Regions from separate parts of the Homo sapiens genome. Here region 2 is linked to region 1. Evidence: chromatin contacts called from ENCODE Hi-C or POLR2A ChIA-PET data. All regions are on one chromosome and are shown on one strand. The core of a region is the stretch at or near the end of the contact, and the rest is flanking DNA. Distances in the headings are between cores, read along the strand shown.

Region 1 (2,879 bases), core at 133-2,632:
ATTTGCATAGGCAGTTAAAAATAAAATAAATATTTTAAATAAAGTAAAATAAGCAACACCATATATACCTGATGAGAAGCATCCCCTAAAATATCACTGACATGTTTTATCTGAATTTATAGCCAAGAGATGGACACAGGAAGACTGCTGTAGCTCACAAATGAATTCTCTCTTTCCTCTCTGCCTCCCATCTCCTTCTCCTACTTTGTATTAAAGCTTTTCTTATGCAAAAGATCCAGGACATAGAAGAAAACAGAAAATTTCATTAACAAATTTTCTAAAATAAAACAAAATACAACCTTAAAGGCCATTGGGACACTAAGTAACATCCTGAGCTGTATATATGCAAGATTATGGGTTAGAGCCCACAGAGAAAAGTCACAAGAGACCAGAATGGAAGAATGATTTCTGGAGAGTCTCATGAAATATAACTCTCCCTTTATATGGAGGAAAATTGTTTCTATTGAATCTATGATTTCTAGCAAACCCCACACAGAATTGTGCATTGGTATTCCACAATTAAAACCAATTTTAATTACTTGAAGCTAGATATATAGAGCCTCTCAAAATGTTCCTTGTAAAAGAAAATTTTTCCCTTGACATAGAAAAAAAAATGGAGAAAACTGACATATTTTCATGTCCCTTTTAGATCTAAAATTATTTTTGGGGTTTAGTAGAAGAAATATATTAAACCCATCACGATTTGCTCATCATAGAGCCCTGGATCTAGTACATAAAGAGATGTGACTGTTACAGGAACAATTCGAGTTGAGGAGGCATTGATTTTTCTCACATTTGGGCTTGAATAACCAAAGAAATTCCTTCATGTCCCCCTATAACCACCTGTTCACATCTCAGTTATTTGTCAGCTGATGTTGTAATTTTCTGTTACTCATCTATATTTCCCACGACATTCTTAGCAAAGGCAAGGGCTGTATCTCATTTATGATCTTGGAGGGCCTAGGAGAATGCTTGGCCCTCAAATATTCAATAAATTGAGTAGGCACTTAATAAATGGCATAGAAACAGAAGCATAAAAGTGACCAGACGAACCCATTGCAACACCCGTTCCAAGCTCTGAAATGCTACTATTTTTACCTGTTTTTCTGGATTCGCAAAAGGCTAAGTGTAAATCCCAAAGAAAGTCTGGGTCCGAAATTTCAGAAAATATGGCCAAGTAAGAATTAGAACTGTGGAAGGGGTTCTAGAAACACTGGGTGAAATGAATGTATCCTCAATGGTATTTTTTTGCTTTTTTTCTTTGCTAGTTTATTTCATCAAAAAGATCGGAAGCCTAAAAACAGCATTGTTAGGGAACTGGCAGCTCAAGACAAAGAAGCCGAACCAGAAGAGGGCACTCTTACCACAGAGATTTACAGCTAATGGTTTTTTTTTTTTTTTTTTTTTAATGTTTGCCCCTCAGCAGGGCCAACAGAGAAAGCAGGACATTCTTTCCTAAGGAGCTCATAACTCTCCCAGCCAAGCAAGAAGGAAAAGGCAAAACACCAAGGGTGAAAACTTAGCAGAGAATGCCAAAGGCAATGACCGTGCTCTCTGACCATCACACGCTGGAGGCAGAGCTTTATATGGTTCTCAAAGGATTGTTTACCTCCTCCTCACTAAACCTTAAAAAAAAATGTATTCCAAAAACGAATTACACCAAGCCAACCCACATTACTCAGTCTACGAAGCCAACCCACATTCTGGCCTGTACTGCCTTTCAACTCTTCCTATTTCCACTTGCTGGAATAAATCATTTCACTCTAGGGCCAAAACAGGTTTGATTTCATCTGTCAGAGGCCTGTAACATTAAGCGGCAGTGTGGTGCTTGTTAGAGGAGGAGCACTTGTATTCTCCCGGATCCCCTGTGGAACCGCCTGGGCTTCTGAGCTAGGGAAGCAGATAAACCCTGTCCCTGCCTTCACCCTTCTTTGGGGACAGTTATAGGCTGACGGTCTGAACTTTGGGAGAGACAGGACTTCGGTTATCCCTCTCCACTGAGGGCTGCCACCGCACACAATTGATCCAGAGATTGGGAGATGGGTAATCCATCTCATCCTGTCCCTAAAGCCCTGTCTTCCGCAGTCAGCTCTGTTTGAGGACTTCATTTGTGTACTGGTCCAAAATGTGCCCTTCTCCTAGCCTGTGTATGACTAGGAGACTACTTCAACTTCCTTGCCCACAATTCTTCTCATTGCTTACTCTAGCCAGACCGGCCTCTATGTTGTTCTTTGAACACAATTGTGTTCTTGCCTCAGGGCCTTTGCACTTTGATTGTCCCTCTATCTAGAATTATATTCTCTCAGATACCACATGGTTCACCCTCTCGCTTTCATTCAGGGTTATGCCCGAATGTCATGCCTTCCCTGAGCACGCACATCTACACTAGCACCCACAGTATTACACTCTATCCCGACACTGCTGTATTTTCTTCATAGCACTCCTCACTGCCTAACGTTGTTATAAATCTAATCATCTATTTCTGTCAACTCCGCAAAGGCAGAGACTGACTTCTATTTGTCCACAATTGGATCTGCCGTGCCTCGACACAACGGATGTTCTCAGTAAACAGAGAATTAATCAATTAAAATATATCTTTCAGCCCCTGGGTTCCCTCTTCCAGCTTCTCAGGTACTCCTCATTCACTCCAGAATTAAACTAAATCCTATGGCGTGGCATTCAGGGCTCTGATCAGACCCTGTCCTCCCTTTCTGGCCCTGTCTCCGATTGCACACCCTCCACCTGCAACGTACCCTGGAACTCCAGTCAAACCTGGATTACCATCCACTTTCATGCCTGGATGCCTTTGCTCCTGCCCTTCATTCCCTCACCACTTGCTGAAATCCTCCTAATCTCTGAACACCCATCTGACACGCTCA
Region 2 (3,163 bases), core at 23-2,522, 220 kb after region 1:
AGAATCCCAAATGAACAGTGTTGGTTTGTTCCATAAACTCATGAACTCTTGAGTGTGAGCCAAGCGCTATGGCAGTCCCTAAAAATCCATAGATGAATGAAATGTGTAATAATAAATAGGACCACAAATACCAGATTTACTCATTTGTTTGAGCCAGAACACTGAATTATCAAGGAGCTACTTCCCCCGGCTCACTCAGGCACTTCACCCACCTATCTATAACCGACTCCATTTCTTTTCTCCCTCCTTACAGTAGAGGTCCTTGAAATTTGCCTCACGTATTACAACGGCCTCCCAACCTCCAGTCTCTTCCCCCTCCAAGCCTTCCTTCATTCCACCAGAATGAAGGATCTGAAATGCAAATATACTGCCATTCTTGGTCAATTTTTCAGTGGCTACCTGTGACCCACAAGACAAAAATCTAAACTTCCCAAATATCTTGAAAGGCCTTTGAGCTGTATCATATTAGGAAATGTTAGATTTTTGTCTTGTGTGTCATAGGTAGCAGCATAGTTGCTAAAGTAGATTGCAAACAGTTTATTTTCCTAGGATTTTAACGTAGAATTGGACCACAGGAAAACACTAACCTTGTCTTCCTTCAATTGTGTGTCTATTTTGGGAAGTGTCACAAAACAAATGATTTGTATTTTACCTTAACTTGATCCACAGTTGAATAATAAGCCCATGGAATACAAGCAGAATCCTCTGTTCCAGCTCCAGATCTTTCTGGGATTTTCCATACGTAAGTGAGAGTTTCACCTAAATTCATCAAGTGTTAATGGATCTGGTTGTATTTGGTTTATATTGTACACACACACACACACACACACACACACACACACACACAGCCTTGATAACTAGGACCCAGGAACTGGAAATGTCAGTGTAATTAGTTTTTAAAAATTGTGGTACTCAAGATTGTTTTCAGGAATTTAGTTTTAAGATGAACTGGAAGACAAAATTTTGTCATTTTTTGGGTTAATTTTAAATTAGCTATAACCCACTTGCCATACCACAAAGCTAGGAGGTGTGTACTTCAATATTACAATTTGAAAAAACTTTGCAACCAATCTCTTCTTAGCTTGAAGTGTGTTTTCCTAATATACTTTTTTCTCTTCAGATACCAAGTGATTTTTCCCCAGTGGCTGGCACCTTTCCCGTAATCTCTGCATGTGTGTATCTGGACTATTTTGTGTAATTCCCTCAGCTTCAGCATTGGCTTCCTTTCCTTGTCCTCTCTCATGATCATCCTTAGTGAGCTCATGATTCCTGGCGAGGAGCCGTTAGACCTCTTGATCTCATGAGTCACCGACTTGACACAGTTATGTTTACCTCCCCCTCCAGTCCATCTCATTCTATCACACCATGTGCTGTTTTGTCACTACTCCCACATACAGGACATAACCACACCCTCGGCCTTGGCATTTTGAAGACGACCAGTTGCTTCACCCTCCTGCTTTGCCAAGGCTCTTACCCTTTTCCCATGTGCTCTAGGCTTTTCTCCAGTCTGATCTGCGTTTCCATTCACCTCAGGGCTTCCTGTGCAACTGCTCACAGGCCTCAACTTTTGGCCATGCCCACTCACCAATCCCAGCCACACTCATTTTCCATCCCATTTATTTAGACCACACCATTACATATTCATGCTATCACACTAACCTGCCAGAGTCCAACAGACATTCACTAGAGAATCAAGCAAGACAACAGAGATGGTCTCAAGTGATGTGGTAGACGTCTTACTTTTTCTTCAAGCCTCAGTCTGAGCTGTTCCTATGTCCTCACCCTTTTTCTAAGCAGAAAATTTCACTAGAATATAAAGTATTGATTCACCACCTGCACATATTACTGTCTGGCCATCTCTGCTTTTACTTATTCTCATAAGCTGCAAAATAACATTTTCTTCTCTTTTCCACACCCCTTTACAACCTGCTCTTCCACCAGTGGTCAGTGCCCAAAACCTTGGGGTCATGCTTGACTCCTCTCTTCCCTAACACTCCCTAGTGCCCATTTTCCAGCAGGTCCTTTTAGTACCACCTTTAAAATGGAACCAGAATATGATAACATCTCACCACTTCAGCCGCTTCCACCATATTCCAAATCTCGATGATGATGATGATGATGATGATTTTACCCAGATTATTGCAGTGGTCCTTAACTGACCCCAGATTCTGTCCTTGCCCCCTTAGGGTCACTTAACCACACATCACCAACAGCCCCTTAAAAGGTGTCCATCAGAACATCAGTCTTAAATCTCGAGTCTGAGGTCCTCCCTACTCCATCTGGCCCCTGCTCTCCCTGGATCTCATCTCTAGCATTCTGTCCCTTGTGTGCTTTTCTTTAGCCTCTGGCTGCCTTGCTGCTGCTCACACACACCAGGCATTGCTCCTGTCTTCGGGGCCTAGAATCAATTCGTGCACAATTACCTGAATTTCATTACTTCTCAAACTTTAGGTGTTTTCAGCAATGCCACCTCCTCAAGGAAGCCCTCCTGACCTCTCTACCTAAAATAGCACCCTTGCTACACCCTGCTAAGTTATTGAGAAATAGTATTTTCCTGGAAGCCAACTTTACAACTAATAGAAGAAAAATATGGTTCTTATTAAAGAAAATGCTCACCTATGTATATAATCTGTTCAAGATTTTACTCTATGTTTATTAAAGAAACATTTGATGATCTCCTAATATATGCCAGATACTGTACTAGATAGGGGGAATTTAGAGTTCCAAGTGGCAGCCTCTGGCCCTTAGAACCACATGTGCTAGAGACAGGCATGGGAACATCCAGCCACATATGGTGTGGTAGATGCCATTTGAGCTGTGTTCTAGCTGAGCGAGGAGACAGCATCTCTCTGATTCACGCTTGAGGATTCATAGATGTCTACTACCTTCAGGTTTTTCTCTTAAGCTCTCCTGTGGACTTTTTTTTTTAGTACAAGCATGTGCATGTACTTGCATACACACAGACACCTCCTTGCATCCCCTCTTCACAACTACCTCCCTTTTCACTTTCTTGGTCCAGACTCTCTATGATGAGAGTAATCTGTGGAAAGGCTGTACAGCCTGTTAAAATGCACCACCCCCACCCCCGCCCCCGTGAGTACCTGGTAATGTTGGAGTAACTGTAGAACTCTCTGTTTGTACCCCATGGGCATGTATTGAGTAG

Evidence for each region. A loop is a pair of places that touch in the nucleus more often than their neighbours do. ChIA-PET counts read pairs that join two places held with the same protein, here RNA polymerase II (POLR2A). Pooled maps may share reads with other maps.
Region 2: a loop to region 1 is called in a map of ascending aorta, with 3 times the contacts of the local background. The contact joins two enhancer-like sites. A Hi-C loop is called at or near these places in 1 of 168 maps with a recorded cell type or tissue (ascending aorta) and 6 of 50 pooled maps. POLR2A ChIA-PET finds 5 or more read pairs at or near these places in 3 of 52 experiments (IMR-90, PC-3 and WTC11).

Annotation. Positions count from the first base shown.
Region 1 is chr3:148,954,314-148,957,192 of GRCh38, forward strand. It overlaps LOC107986045 (a long non-coding RNA gene), which reads left to right. Exons shown (of 3, transcript XR_001740565.2): 3 at 1,269-1,775. Among named protein-coding and RNA genes, the nearest start is that of GYG1, 36 kb to the right of the region's middle. Within about 2 kb of position 1,383, at least 10 of the 41 ENCODE cell types and tissues checked have a DNase peak (open chromatin) inside an H3K27ac peak, as active enhancers do; they include ascending aorta, where a contact is called at or near this core.
Region 2 is chr3:149,178,904-149,182,066 of GRCh38, forward strand. It overlaps CP (ceruloplasmin), which reads right to left. Exons shown (of 19, transcript NM_000096.4): 14 at 3,102-3,163; 15 at 653-759. Among named protein-coding and RNA genes, the nearest start is that of CP, 41 kb to the right of the region's middle. Within about 2 kb of position 1,273, at least 16 of the 41 ENCODE cell types and tissues checked have a DNase peak (open chromatin) inside an H3K27ac peak, as active enhancers do; they include ascending aorta, where a contact is called at or near this core.